4 separate regions of the Homo sapiens genome follow, and all the other regions are linked to region 1. The links are chromatin contacts, found by Hi-C or POLR2A ChIA-PET in ENCODE. All regions are on one chromosome and are shown on one strand. The core of a region is the stretch at or near the end of the contact, and the rest is flanking DNA. Distances in the headings are between cores, read along the strand shown.

Region 1 (3,288 bases), core at 562-3,061:
CTTGTCTCAAACTAGAAAACTGCCTAGCAAGTCTACTAAGATTTCAGTTTGAAGTCTACTAACATTTCAGTTTTTGTTTGTTTTACTGAACCCTAAACAACCATTAAGGCCATAAACAGACTTAATGACGCTCTACAAGGAGATTCCAGCAGGGCTCACTCATAACAAAAGAGAGAAACCTGTAACACACAAGCAGCTGTTACAAAGCATTTTTTATATATGGCGTTCTCTTCTTAGTTCACTTCACAAAAACCTAAAAAACACTGAGCAAAACCCTGACCCCATCAACTGGTTAAGTGCATAGCAACACTGTACTTTCATTAAATCACTTAAATAGTGTTTAATTCTATTCAGGTCACACAAATCCTTTTCAAAGAGCTAGTGATCTAATAGGAAAAGAGATTGTTACCAAAATAACCTCAACATAATTTCATATAACTGAGACTGTTTTGAGGATTGCCGAATACTTTCTACTTATAAGGCATAGAGTGCTGAACTGCAAACACTCAATTCTAATTTTAAGAACTTTTGGATTAGAAAACAGCTGTTTTGGGGAGAGATGGTAAGGGAAAAAAGTCCCAGTATAGTTACAAAATTAAGTATTACATAATATTTAAAAGAGCTTTCTAGGTTTCTTTCATGTTCTAGGGCAAGCCCTTAAAGAAGAAGACAAGAGATACAGGGAAAGCTAAAGTAGTGTTCAGGGTGGTGGAACCCACTAACAAAACAATCCGCTGGGCACCGTAAGTAAAGCATTCTATTAGGCTGTGACGCGAAACAAGAACAAAGGTTTCATTCCTACGAGAGATTAAGTTTTAGAGCAAATGGACACGATCGTTAAAGAATTTGATATTTCCATGTAAACTGCATTAGCAGGTTATGCGATCCAAACTCACAGGAACAACTCCAACTCTCGGCCATGCCCTATTTCATGTCTAGATTTGTTTAACCGACTTACATCATAATCCAAGAATACGAACTACAGTATATTCTTACAGCAAAGTTATTCCTTAAAAGCAAAACCGAGCCACCTTTGAAAACACGCACACACATTATCCACGGCACTAAAACCCCAGTCTTGACCGAGAAAGACCAACAACTTGGGGGGGAAGAAAACAACTTCAGAGCCAGAGCTCCCAAAGCAGAAAGCGCTGGCGGCTGAAGGGCACACGAGGTTCCGCTCCCGGGCGAACGGGCGGCGTCGGACATCACTAACCAGGCCTGGGGACAGGCGAAGGACTTGCAACTGCGGGCGCCGGCTCTGCGGGCGTTAAGGGAAACGGGGAAGTGAGAAGAGGCGGGGACACGAAAAGAGAAAAGCTCCCTCAAGTTTGCCCGATGTTAACGCTCCAAGGATGAAAAGAGCCGTTTGTTTCGTCTGGGGACCGTCGCGTTTGGCCCTTCCCCCGCCTCCAACAATTCCCGGCGAAGCCCCGCGGCACCAAGCCGGGCCTCCCACCCCCCCGGCGGCCGCCAACCCGCCCGGCCCCAGGACCTCACCTGCAGGGCCGGCCCCGGAGGCGCAGGCGGGCGGCGGGGAGCGCAGCCGCAGCCAGAGGTGCAGCGCGGCCCCGAGCACACACGGGCACAGCAGCACCAGCCAGTTTCGCATTGGCCGCCCCCGCCGCGAGCCGGGCTCTCCCGCGTCCCGGCGGAGAGGGAGGGGACCTGCAAGTGCGGAGACTGAGGGGCGGCGGCTGACGAGCGACCACTCCGAGCACGCCCGCCCTCGCGCTCGGCGACGTCTGGGGGGCTCCTCGCAGCTCCCGGCCCCGCTCCTCCGGTCCCTCAGACCGCGGGTGGCCGCGGCTTAGCCGGCCGAAGCCCCGCCCCCTCCGCCTGGCCTTCCCACCGGCTCCGCCCACCTTTTCTCCCACTCGCCCCGCCCTCTCCTCCCGCGTTTCCACACGCGCCAGCCAGCCGGCCGGGAGCTGAAGTCCCGCTCTGGGCCCAGGCAGGGGGCGCCCGCGGTTTAGAAACCACATTTCCCATGAGCCTAAGCACGCGCTTCCGTCACTCGGCGGCCGCGGGGGCGAAGGGCGAGGCCCCACACAGAGCATGCGCATCCCCCTTGACGTTTGCTGCCACCCCACGGCCCAGGGGAGGTAGTGCCGGAGACCCGGTGCTCGGAGGCTGCCCGGAGCCGCGAAGGGAAATGCGCTTTGCCTCAGATTTGAAGGAAATCCGAGTGGCTCTTGTGTGAAATCACGCAGAGCTCCTTTGTTCCGCGTGCTCTCTTGCTCGACTGCTGTGGGAGGTGGGATCCTGCTGACGTCTCCTTGGCCCGTAGAGTGGGGCGAGGAAGCCCGAGTGTCCGCGCCTGGAGCGGTGACTCATCAGGGATTAGCTCTGGTGCCGTGGGTTCCCGGCTCTTTGCCCGGTTCTGTGCTCTGGGAACGCAGGGTGACAGACAGCGAGCTGGGGACTAGGCTGTGGAACACGATGATGACGAGCCAATCAGGGTAGAACTGCACGTGCTCCGGGTTCATACTGGAGCTGGGAGCGAAACGGGAGCCGGGCGAGCTGGGAGAACGTGGGCTCCGGGGACCTGGGGAAGGGTGGCCGCAGCGAGCCTTCCAGGGAGAACGCCGGCCCCGCGTCTTGAGGCTTTGCCCCGGGTGGGAGCCCTCCTGGCCCACCAGGCCCGCGCCGAGGCAGCCGGAAAGCGGGGACGGGGCGGTGAAGGCACTGGGGTGAGGATGGGAGAGAAGGATGAGAACGAGCGGCTGGGCTATGGGGCGGTTTTTGTTTCTGCTTTTGTTTTTGAGACGGAGTCTCACTCTGTCACCCAAGCTGTAGTGCAATGGCGCGATCTCGGCTCGCTGCAACCTCCGCCTCCTGGGTTCAAGCGATTCTCCTGCCTCAGCCTCCTGAGTGGCTGGGATTACAGGCGCCCGCCACTGCGCCCAGCTAATTTTTGTATTTTTTTTGTAGAGACGAGGTTTCGCCATGTTGGCCAGGCTGGTCTCCAGCTCCTGACCTCAGGTGATCCGCCCGCCTCGGCCTCCCAAAATGCTTGGATTACAGGCGTGAGCCACCGCGCTCGGCCGCGGTTTTTTTTTTTTTTTTTTTAAGTTTCCACAAGTGTGGAAACAGAAGGTGACTGTATTATTGAAAAAAAGTCTTGGATGACAGAAGACCCAACTCAAACAGGCTTAAGGGAAAAAAGTACTTTGGCTCGCCGTGGCTCATGCGTGTAATCCCAGCACTTTGGGAGGCCGAGGTGGGCGGATCACTTGAGGGCAGGAGTTCGAGACTAGCCTGGGTAACATGGTGAAACCCTGTCTC
Region 2 (3,288 bases), core at 413-2,912, 250 kb before region 1:
TACAGGTGTGAGTCACCACGCCTGGTCCCACATATCATCCTTTATTTCAATACTATCAGTTATGAATTTAGTTGTAAAATTGCTTTTCCTAAAAAATGAGAAAGAAAGATATGGGGATTTTAGGCTATTAGGTATTATATCATTTTGTGAAGGCCTACCTTAATAATAAACAGTAGCAGCAAACACTTAACTGAGATCTGAGCATCAGTCTCTAGTACCAAACATTTAATCTTCACAACAACCCTATTAGGTAGGTATGACTGTTCCCATTTTGTTGATAAGAAAACTGAGAAACAGGCCAGGTGCGGTGGCTCATCCCTGTAATCCCAGCACTTTGGAAGGCCGAAGCAGGTGGATCACCTGAGATCAGGAGATGGGACCAGCCTGGTTAACATGGTGAAGCCCCATCTCTATTAAAAATACAAAAATTACCCAGGCATGGTGGCGCATGCCTGTTAATCCCAGCTACTCCGGAGGCTTAGGCAGGAGAATCACTTGAACCAGGGAGGTGGAGGTTGCAGTGAGCCGAGATTGCGTCACTGCACTCCAGCCTGGGGGACAGGGCAAGACTCCGTCTCAAAAGCAAAACAAAACAAAACAAAAAACAGAAAGTGTAAGTACCTGGTCCAAGTTTACAGAGCTAGACATGGTGGAGCTGATATTTAAATGTAGGCAGTCTAGTTCCAGAACTTTACTGTGCTCTATATCATTACAGAAATCAGAGAATGGGAAACCAGAGGTGAAAAGAGTAAGTTAAAATAATGAGTTCAAATTTAAATACTTAATTAGCTGGTGAAAAACAAGATAGCTTCCACTACTCAGTATAGAAAACAATTGTTTTCTCTAACAAGGGAAAAGAGTTCTTATAGGGATTGAATCATTAACATGGTCTTTATCAGGTATATGTGATAATTATTTTAGGTAACAGGCAGGCCCACTCAAAAACCAGCTATGAAAGGAGATGCCTTATACCCACAGCATCCCAGGCATTTCTGTGTCATACAAAAGCATTATCACACTTTTTATTTAAATCACATGTTTAGATATCTGTGCCCTTCACTTAAACTATAAGCTACTTACAGATGGAGACTAGGTCTTAACACTAGAGTTTCACCTTTAGATAGAGCTTAGCACATAGTAAATGTTCAACAAATGAAAACAGGTAGTGAAAACATATCAACAAATTTGTTAAAAATATATTAACTTTGAATCATAAAGAAATTACACATGTTAAAAAATATATCCCTATATCTACTGACAAAATCACTGAATGAAATACACTTTCTTTTTCCTTGTGTATGTGTTTTAATGGACATCACCTCCACAGAAACAAATTTTTAGGGCAGCCGAAAAAATTAAAAATAAGCTTTAGATATTCATTACTTATAAAGCACAAGGTACTCTGTGCTATCAATAGAGGCAGTAGAGTCCAGTAAGAGTTTTGTTCCTTTCATTTACAGCAAGAAATGGCAGGACTGCTACATGTCATTTTCCTAGTTCATTCATTACACAGGAAATGTGCAGCTAAGGATGCAAGATGGGGCTTAAATCCAGCCTTTGCTTTGTGGGCCAAAGCATGGGTCCTGGAGTGACACAGCTCCAGTCCAAAGAGAATGTCTTTTCCAACTGGCACAAACTTGCTATCTGCATGCCAAGCGCTGCTAAGAAGGCTTTCCACCAGGAGAGAGGGCTTTTGTCTACTTCACACAAAGGTGATACATGTGCTACCAGTAGTCCTGAAAAAGTACAAACATTGATAAAAGGCTTTCTCTTCCTCTACAGGATAGTACTGGCAAAAAACAGTGCTTGGGGAATACCAGTGTGTGAAGCCAGAACAGGAAATGCACACTATAAAAGCACCAACCACCAAGCATGTGGAAACTGAAGGTAGGGTGGGGCCAAGACTAGCCCCCTACCAGTTTGTAGTTAATTTAAAGGACTTATCACAATGGTTCCTAACCAGGAGTGTAAATTAGAATCACCCAGGTAGCTTTTTCAACACATCCATGCATAAGGAATATAGGAACAGTAAAAGCTCCAGAAGAGACTGATACCCTCCACAGAAGCACAACACCTCTACAGTCTATGTAATTGGTGAAATAAAAACCAATGGCTTAAAAGGTATCTGCTAATCTAGATTATAAATTCCTTGAGGACAGATCAGGTCAATCTCATCCTAATATCCCCATCCTCCTTCCCACCTAAAAGTTCCCTGCAAAAGGTTTGTCACTCAATAAATTATTGACAAATGAATAAATGTCTATATTCAAGTTCACTTGTCTGGTATTTTTCAGTGCTGATAATTTATTAAAATGGAAGCAATTACACTCCTTTTTCTATATTAAGACAAAACTCAAGTACTTTAGAAAGATGTTTCAAGAAAGGCAGAGCATAAGGAGTCAACAACTAGATGTACCTTATTTCACTGTTATCTAAGGCACCATCAATTACAAGTCACATTCTAATTTTATGGCTGAAATAGAGGGGGTGATGCCTTAAAATTGATGAACTATGGTAGTTCCAATTCTGCCATGAATTTGGCATAATGGCCTTGGAGAAATCACTAACCCTCTCCGAGCCTCATTTTTCTTGTAATAAAATGAAGCAATTAAACTAGATGACTTCTAACTTCCTTTCCAGCTCTAAAACACTATACAAACAATAAGACGTCTATAGTGAAATGGCATTCAAAATACCAACTGTGATAATCTAATTTCTTTCCAATTATAATACTTTTAAAATAACAAAAAATGCTTTGTTTTGAGGTATTTTTACAACCTTCACTCCTAGAAACTTATTTTGCAGAAAAATCTTAAATACACTCACCAAATAAAAGTTTACATATCAAATGCTGAACATACAATTTATGAAATCTATAAATACTGTACCTTGACTTTGACAAGTCTTTTTGCTGTCTTGATCTTGGCTTCACAAAAGGCTCCTCTGTATTTAGCACTCACATCAGTGCCCACTGTCAAATAGGGAGGCTCATCAAGGGCCTAAAAATGCAAAGAAATATAATTAGATTTAAACTCTCTAATTCTTTCCCATAATCAGACCTCAGAATAGTGAGCCTAATCTTGTTAAGCTACAACAGTTATAAATATGAAATGTATGTTAACAAGACCAATCTATAAAATACTATAAATTAAAAAACAAGTAAAATGTTTATCATAAAGACTATTTAAATGTACATCACATAAAATATAAAGGTATCTTATTTCCATTAAATACATATGGTCCATGATATGAATTAGCTCACTCACAAGTATACCCCTCTAGTCACTC
Region 3 (3,288 bases), core at 216-2,715, 200 kb after region 1:
CTTCACCCTATTTGAGTCTTATTTACTTTTGCATCCCCAGCACCTAGCAAAATAAATGTTTCCTGAAGAGGTAAGATTTTTTTTTTCTAAAGTTAGTCTAGCCAACAACATCAAAAAGTATACTTGAAAATGTAGGCCAGACATGGTGGCTCACGCCTGTAATCCCAGCACTTTGGGAGGCTGAGGTGGTGGATCACGAGGTCAGGAGTTTGAGACCAGTCTGGCCAAGATGGTGAAACCCTGTCTCACTAAAAATACAAAAATTAGCCAGGTGCGGTGGTGGGCGCCTGTAATCCCAACTCCTTGGGAGGCTGAGGCAGGAGAATTGCTTGAACCTGGGAGGTGGAGGTTGCAGTGAGCTGAGATCACGCCACTGCACTCCAGCCTGGGTGACAGAGCAAGGCTCCATCTCAAAAATAAATAAATAAATAAAAAGTAAAAATGTAACAATTCTACTTCTAGGAATTTATCTTAAGGAAGTAAAGATGTACATAAAAATAACCATAGAAATATTAATTTTAATAGCAAACAAATCCTAACTAAATATCCAACAATAGAAGACTGCTAAATAAATTATTCTATAGCTATACTTAAGAATATAGGTTGAGTATCCCTTATACAAACATTTGGAACCAGAATTGTTTTGGATTTCAGGGTTTTTTTGGGGGGGGATTTTGGAATATTAGCATTATTTACTTAGCAGTTCAGTATTCTTAATCCAAAAATCTGAAATCTGATATGCTCCAATGAGCATTTCTTTTGATTATCATGTTGGCACTCAAAAAGTTTCTGATTTTGAAGCATTTTGAATTTTGGATTTTTGGATTAAGAATGCTCTACCTATAGTAAGTAGCCATTAAAAATAATGTAGAATGATACCCAATGACTTGAATAAATTTAAGATTATCTTATTTAGGGAGAAGATAAGGTTACCAAATAGCATTATTATTATTATTATATAAATGGAATGATACATATGTATAGATAGAAGTCTAAAGGTGCTTTCACTATTTATTTCTGGATGGTGATATTAAAGTGGACTTTAAAATTTCTCCCTGTTGCTAGTCTGTATTTTATACATTTTTCTAACAAAGTACAAGTACTTTTTCTGTAATAAGAAAACATGGTGCCATTTTAAAGTAGAACATGTATGTAGGATAGTGTGCGGAAAAGAGTTAACATAGCAAGATTGACTGCTATCTCTGGAAAGGCCTGCTTGCAAAGTTGGCTCTTGGCTGTTGTCTGGGAACCTGGATTTCAGGAGAGGTCCTACCATTCCCTAACTGATAAGAGTGGCTTACTGTGCCTAAACTGTACAAACAATGCAGTTTATACCGAACACCTGCTTTCCTTCTGAGGCTGGAATTTCAGTATGTGCGAGGCAGAGGGTGCCTACGTTGCCAATCTCAATAAAAGTCTTGCACACTGAGCCTCTAATGAGATTCCCTGGCAGACAACATTTCACATGTGTCATTATGACTCGTTGCTGGAGGAGGCTGAGTATGCTTTTTGTGCTTTACCAGGGGTAGATTCTTGGATGTTTGTGCCTGCTTTCTCCCAGACTTTGCCCCATGCTGATTCTACTTTGTATCATTTACTGTAATAAACCTGAGCTGGAAGGATGACTATATGCTGAATCCTCAAGTCCACCTAGTGAATCATCAAACCTGGGGATTGTTTTGGGGCACCTCTGAAAAAGATAGTATCTTGTTTTTAAAGAGAGGAAATATAAAACCTGAAAAATCTTAGGTGACAGTTTAATGCTACTACCAATTCTCTTTGATAACTTGAGTGTTTTAAAGGAATGGCCGAACAACTAACCTTAAAATATTCAGGTTCTATCTTATATAAATACAGATTGTTTTAAAAGAGTCACTTACAGCAGGATGAAAAACATTGATCGCTTGAACAGAAGCCTTCCCCTTTTGCTTATACCCAAACACCAAGTCAATCCACTGACAGATGTTCTGCGACACGTAGTCAGACTCTAGAGCCTGCCGATGGATGAGGATAAAAAGACGAGGATCATTACGCGCCCAAGGGGGAAGGTTGACGTGATTAACCCGTTCACCATTCTGACGCACACCAAAATCAAAACCTAAAAGAGAAGATTAATATTAATATTTAACTCCCCCACAGCAAGTTTCATTCAGCTACAGAGCAGGTCTTAAGAGTTCACAAAAATAGCTGTTTGTGTGCTACAACCAAAAAAGGGAATAGCAAGGAGGATTTACATTTTGAATAAGAAACACCACTGCTCATCTACTTATGTACCTACTAATAGGGCTATGTGAGCTAATGCTATCATAATTAAATTTGAGATCTTTCAACTTTATCCTTCTACCACTTTACAACATATTGAAGAAAAGGAGAAAACCATTGCCTACTAATTCCAATATTCTGACTATTCACATCTTCAAGGGCATTAAGTACTTAAATATCTATTCAATTGTAAACCTGATTAGAATCAAACTAAGGCTTTGTAGAAGCATTTCTAAACTATTGGTATTAACATTTTAATAAATTTAAGATTATATTTAGTAAATATTAGTATTCTATAGTTTAAAAACTCAACTAATATAAAGTATACACATTGTTAGAATGAATTGCCATAGTCTATTAATTTTATAAGTCTATGGGTCTGTTCTGACTTCCTTTCTACTAAGCATTCCTGTAGATAGCAAAATTATCCCAACACAGGAAATAAGAGGGTTCTTCTGTGATGTAAATGAGCTAATATCTAATTGTCTCATCAGTATAAACAAAAATCTCAGAAGTGTTTATTTAAAAAAATTATCCTAAAGGAAATGTTACCTTTAAACAGAAATGGCTTTTTGTGCTACATTTTCTAGTTTGCTGAACACCATAACAAAAATTAAAAATGACCTTTTAAAAGCTGATTAAGTTCCATGTAAAATTAAGTTGCTGTCTGTCTACTTTTTGATCTTGTAAAAACAGTTAGAAGGATCTTCACCAAAATACTTGGGAAGTATTTTGAAATGATATGATATGGAATATAAATCAAGGGTTTATATAAATTCACATGGGATGGGGATGTGAGCATCTCAGAAAGCTCAGCAGTCATCGTACAGAGCAGCTGCATGGTTGATTTAGGATGGACTGGCTGAGCACCTGCAGAACTCCATGTGTGTGGCTTCAGGAGCGGCAGCAGCAGGAACTTATTTATTTAACAGTGAATGAGGCATCTGGGAATGGGCTGGGGATGGGGTGCATAAGGGCATTTGTACAAACTCAATCTTTCCCAACTTTCAGGTGTTCTGAGGGAAC
Region 4 (3,288 bases), core at 224-2,723, 210 kb before region 1:
TCATGCCACTGCACTCTAGCCTGCGGGGGGACAAAGCAAGACTCCATCTCAATTTAAAAAAAAAAAAGGCCAGGCACGGAGGCTCACGCCTGTAATCCCAGCACTTTGGGAGGCCAAGGCAGGCGGATCCGGAGGTCAGGAGTTCGAGATCAGCCTGGCCAATATAGTGAAACCCTGACTCTACTAAAAATACAAAAATTAGCCAGGCATGGTGGAGGGTGCCTATAATCCCAGCTACTCGGGAGGCTGAGGCAGGGGAATCGCTTGAACCTGGGAGGTGGAGGTTGCGGTGAGCCAAGATCACGCCACTGCACTCCAGCCTGGACAACAGAGCGAGACTACGTCCCAAAAAAAAAAAAAGACACAACTATAAAAGAAGTTACATGGCTGTACTCATCAAGAAGGCATCACAGGCAAAGAGGGAAGCCCCTGCTCTCCCAACGTCAAAGCCAAACCAAAGGCTCTAAAGGCCAAAACAGCAGTGCTGAAAGGTATCCGTATCCACAGCCACACAAAAAAGAGAAGATCTTCACGTCACCCACCTAAGGACAGCCCAAAACACTGCTGCTGTTCTGGAGGCAGCCCAAATATCCTTGGAAGACTGGTCCAGTCCAGGAGAAACCAGCTTGACCACTATGCTATCAAGTTTCCCCTGACCACTGAGTCAGCCATGAAAAGAACAGAAAGTCAACAACATTCTTGTGTTCACTGTGGATGTCAAGGCCAACAAATACCAGATCAAACAGGCTAAGAAAAAGCTCTGTGGCACTGACATGGCCAATATCAACACCCTGATCAGGCCTGATGGAAAGAAGGCCCATGTTCTACCGGTTCCTGACTATGATGACGTTGCCAACAAAATTGGGATCATCTAAAGTGAGCCCAGCTGGCTAACACTAAATAGACATATTTTTCACCATAAAATAAATAAATAAATCATAAAATAAGTTAAACAAAACCTCTGTAATTTTTCATGAAAACTGGAAATATCAGTATGAATTGAAAATTTATTCTTCTCTTTTTTTTTGAGACAGGGTCTCACTCTATCACCCAGGCTAGGGTGCAGTGGCACAATCTCAACTCACTGCAGCCTTGACCTCCAGGCTCGGGTGATCTTCCCAAGTAGTTGGGACTATAGGCACACACCACCATGCCTGGCTAATTTTTTTGAGCTTTTTGTAGAGACAGGGTTTTGCCATGTTGCCCAGGCTAGTCTCGAACTCCTGGGCTCAAGTGATCCGCCCACCTCAGCCTCCCAGAGTGCTTAGGTTACAGGAGTGAGCCACCTCACCCAGCCATAATTTACTCTAATTAAAAAAAAAAAAAAGGAGGAAGGAAGGAAGGAAGGAAGGAAGGAAGGAAGGAAGGAAGGAAGGGAGGAAGGAGGGAGGGAAGGAAGGGAGAGAGTACTTCCTGTATCTAAATACTAAAAAACCATAGAAGTCATGACCAACCCAGCAGCAATGAGCACCCTTAACACCCTGATTGTGATCTCTAAAAACCATTTCCCACTTGAGAAAACCAGGGCTACTTGTTCTTTTCTTTTTATATATATATTTGATGTCATTAATGTCTCAGCAACCAGGGTTCCTTAAAGAAATAGCTGATTCCAGATGCGGAGCAGGAAATGTACAAAGTGAACCTGATATCCCTTGTGCCAGAAAGAGAGTAAGTTATTGAAAACCGATGGGACAATATTCAAAAGAACACAGGAACCCATCTGAAGGGGTTCCAACTGGCCAAAGATGAGACAATTGAAACATGAAAAACAGCAACTACAATGGATTAAAACACATCACATACATAAAAATCCCTAACACTAAAAATAATAAAAGAAAGAAGAAAAATTTACTGGTCGTTTTAGTGGGTTCCTAGGACACCAACTCATTATTATAAAAACTGGCAAAACGAGGTGGGAGAGGAATTAAATTTTTATAGCCTCCACTTCTAGATTTTAAAGACAGTAAATACATGAAATAAAAGTTTTCTTTACAAAAGAATTTCAACTAATAAATGTAGGAGTGATATAATTCCAAAATCACCGTTTTGCAATCCTTATATAATGGATCTAGTCAACAATCCTCAGATGCTGCGAAAACCTTTGTGTGAAAGTTGATAAGAACTTTATAAAGGATAGATCAAGCCAACATAATCTAAAACCACTGACCAATCCCAGCAATACTGAAAGTGAACCAACCTCATGATGGTAACTAATAGAAAGAATACAGCACCTCTTATAAACAATGCTCACCAAAAAAAAATACCCTCTAGAACGAATGTTCAGTTTACAGGAAATTACAGGGGTTAAACCAAACCACAAAGATGTAATCAGCCAAACAGAATGTGGGAAATTCTACAGGTTAAATAACAGTTTCTTCATCAAATAAAGGGCATGAAAAGGGTGGAGATTTAAGAGACCATTTAGAACCGTATCTTCCAACTGCAATATGAAGACTTTATTTGGGTCCTAATGTAAACGAACAAATTGCAAAGACATTTTAGAGACAGGCTAATCTGAACATGTTCTTGCTACCAGATGCCATTAAGGAATTAATGTTAATGTTATTCATTGTGACAATGGTATGACAGTTGTACTATGAAAGGAAAGTTCAAGTGTGTCAGAGATACATACCGAAATACATATGGGTGAAATGATATCTGGAATTTGCTTTAAAATGCTACATGGTGAGGGAGAAAGGAGAGAAGAGGGGCAGCAGAGTGAAACAGATAATACCAAGATGGCAAAATATTGGCAACTGGTGATGCTAGGCCATGAATATGTAAAACATCAGTGAACTTTATTTTTGTATGTTGTAAATTTCCATAAAGTTTTAAAGCTGTATCACCAGCATGTTTGTTACCATGAAGTGTATTCGTCTCTAATCATTTATTTTTACTAGTCTCCAGAATTAACACCACTAATTTTCCAAAAATTAGAAAATGTTATGTTTCAACTTATATATTTAGTCTAAAAATCAATTACCGTATTACATTATATATATCCATATATATGAATATAACGTATATTTATATATATCCATATATATGAATATAACGTATATTTATATATATCCATATATATGAATACAATGTATATTTATATATATCCATATATATGAATATAATGTATATTTATATATATCCATATATATGAAAATGACTATCTGCATTATAAAGTCACTGTGCCTATCCACAGTTAAATATTTGTTTAGCAGAATTGTATTTACATATAGCGTTTCATTCTACTTCAATTTTATTTGAGATCTTCATTTTACTTAATTAGAACTC

The links. Hi-C counts contacts between places; a loop is a spot of excess contacts on that map. ChIA-PET counts read pairs that join two places held with the same protein, here RNA polymerase II (POLR2A). Pooled maps may share reads with other maps.
Region 2: a loop to region 1 is called in a map of GM12878, with 1.9 times the contacts of the local background. The contact joins the enhancer-like site here to the promoter of B3GALNT2 in region 1. A Hi-C loop is called at or near these places in 12 of 168 maps with a recorded cell type or tissue (CD8-positive, alpha-beta T cell, GM12878, IMR-90 and 8 more), 25 of 37 single-sample maps with no recorded cell type and 20 of 50 pooled maps. POLR2A ChIA-PET finds 5 or more read pairs at or near these places in 4 of 52 experiments (H1, MCF 10A, PC-9 and 1 more).
Region 3: a loop to region 1 is called in a map of PC-9, with 4 times the contacts of the local background. The contact joins the enhancer-like site here to the promoter of B3GALNT2 in region 1. A Hi-C loop is called at or near these places in 2 of 168 maps with a recorded cell type or tissue (A673 and PC-9), 1 of 37 single-sample maps with no recorded cell type and 6 of 50 pooled maps. POLR2A ChIA-PET finds 5 or more read pairs at or near these places in 8 of 52 experiments (BJ, H1, HEK293T and 4 more).
Region 4: a loop to region 1 is called in a pooled map, with 4 times the contacts of the local background. The contact joins the enhancer-like site here to the promoter of B3GALNT2 in region 1. A Hi-C loop is called at or near these places in 5 of 50 pooled maps. POLR2A ChIA-PET finds 5 or more read pairs at or near these places in 4 of 52 experiments (K562, MCF 10A, Panc1 and 1 more).

What each region holds. Positions count from the first base shown.
Region 1 is chr1:235,502,641-235,505,928 of GRCh38, forward strand. It overlaps B3GALNT2 (beta-1,3-N-acetylgalactosaminyltransferase 2), which reads right to left and starts at 1,812. Exons shown (of 12, transcript NM_152490.5): 1 at 1,501-1,812. The coding sequence starts at 1,612. RefSeq lists a silencer at 1,341-1,980 and enhancers at 1,914-2,590, 2,291-2,410.
Region 2 is chr1:235,257,754-235,261,041 of GRCh38, forward strand. ARID4B (AT-rich interaction domain 4B) reads right to left here. Exons shown (of 24, transcript NM_016374.6): 3 at 2,889-2,999. Among named protein-coding and RNA genes, the nearest start is that of ARID4B, 69 kb to the right of the region's middle. Within about 2 kb of position 1,663, at least 6 of the 41 ENCODE cell types and tissues checked have a DNase peak (open chromatin) inside an H3K27ac peak, as active enhancers do; they include CD8-positive, alpha-beta T cell and GM12878, where a contact is called at or near this core.
Region 3 is chr1:235,707,211-235,710,498 of GRCh38, forward strand. It overlaps LYST (lysosomal trafficking regulator), which reads right to left. Exons shown (of 53, transcript NM_000081.4): 44 at 1,881-2,098. Among named protein-coding and RNA genes, the nearest start is that of GNG4, 59 kb to the left of the region's middle. RefSeq lists an enhancer at 1,034-2,233. Within about 2 kb of position 1,466, at least 4 of the 41 ENCODE cell types and tissues checked have a DNase peak (open chromatin) inside an H3K27ac peak, as active enhancers do; they include PC-9, where a contact is called at or near this core.
Region 4 is chr1:235,295,463-235,298,750 of GRCh38, forward strand. The region is part of intron 2 of ARID4B (AT-rich interaction domain 4B); the gene reads right to left. It also overlaps the pseudogene RPL23AP23. Among named protein-coding and RNA genes, the nearest start is that of ARID4B, 31 kb to the right of the region's middle. Within about 2 kb of position 1,474, at least 8 of the 41 ENCODE cell types and tissues checked have a DNase peak (open chromatin) inside an H3K27ac peak, as active enhancers do.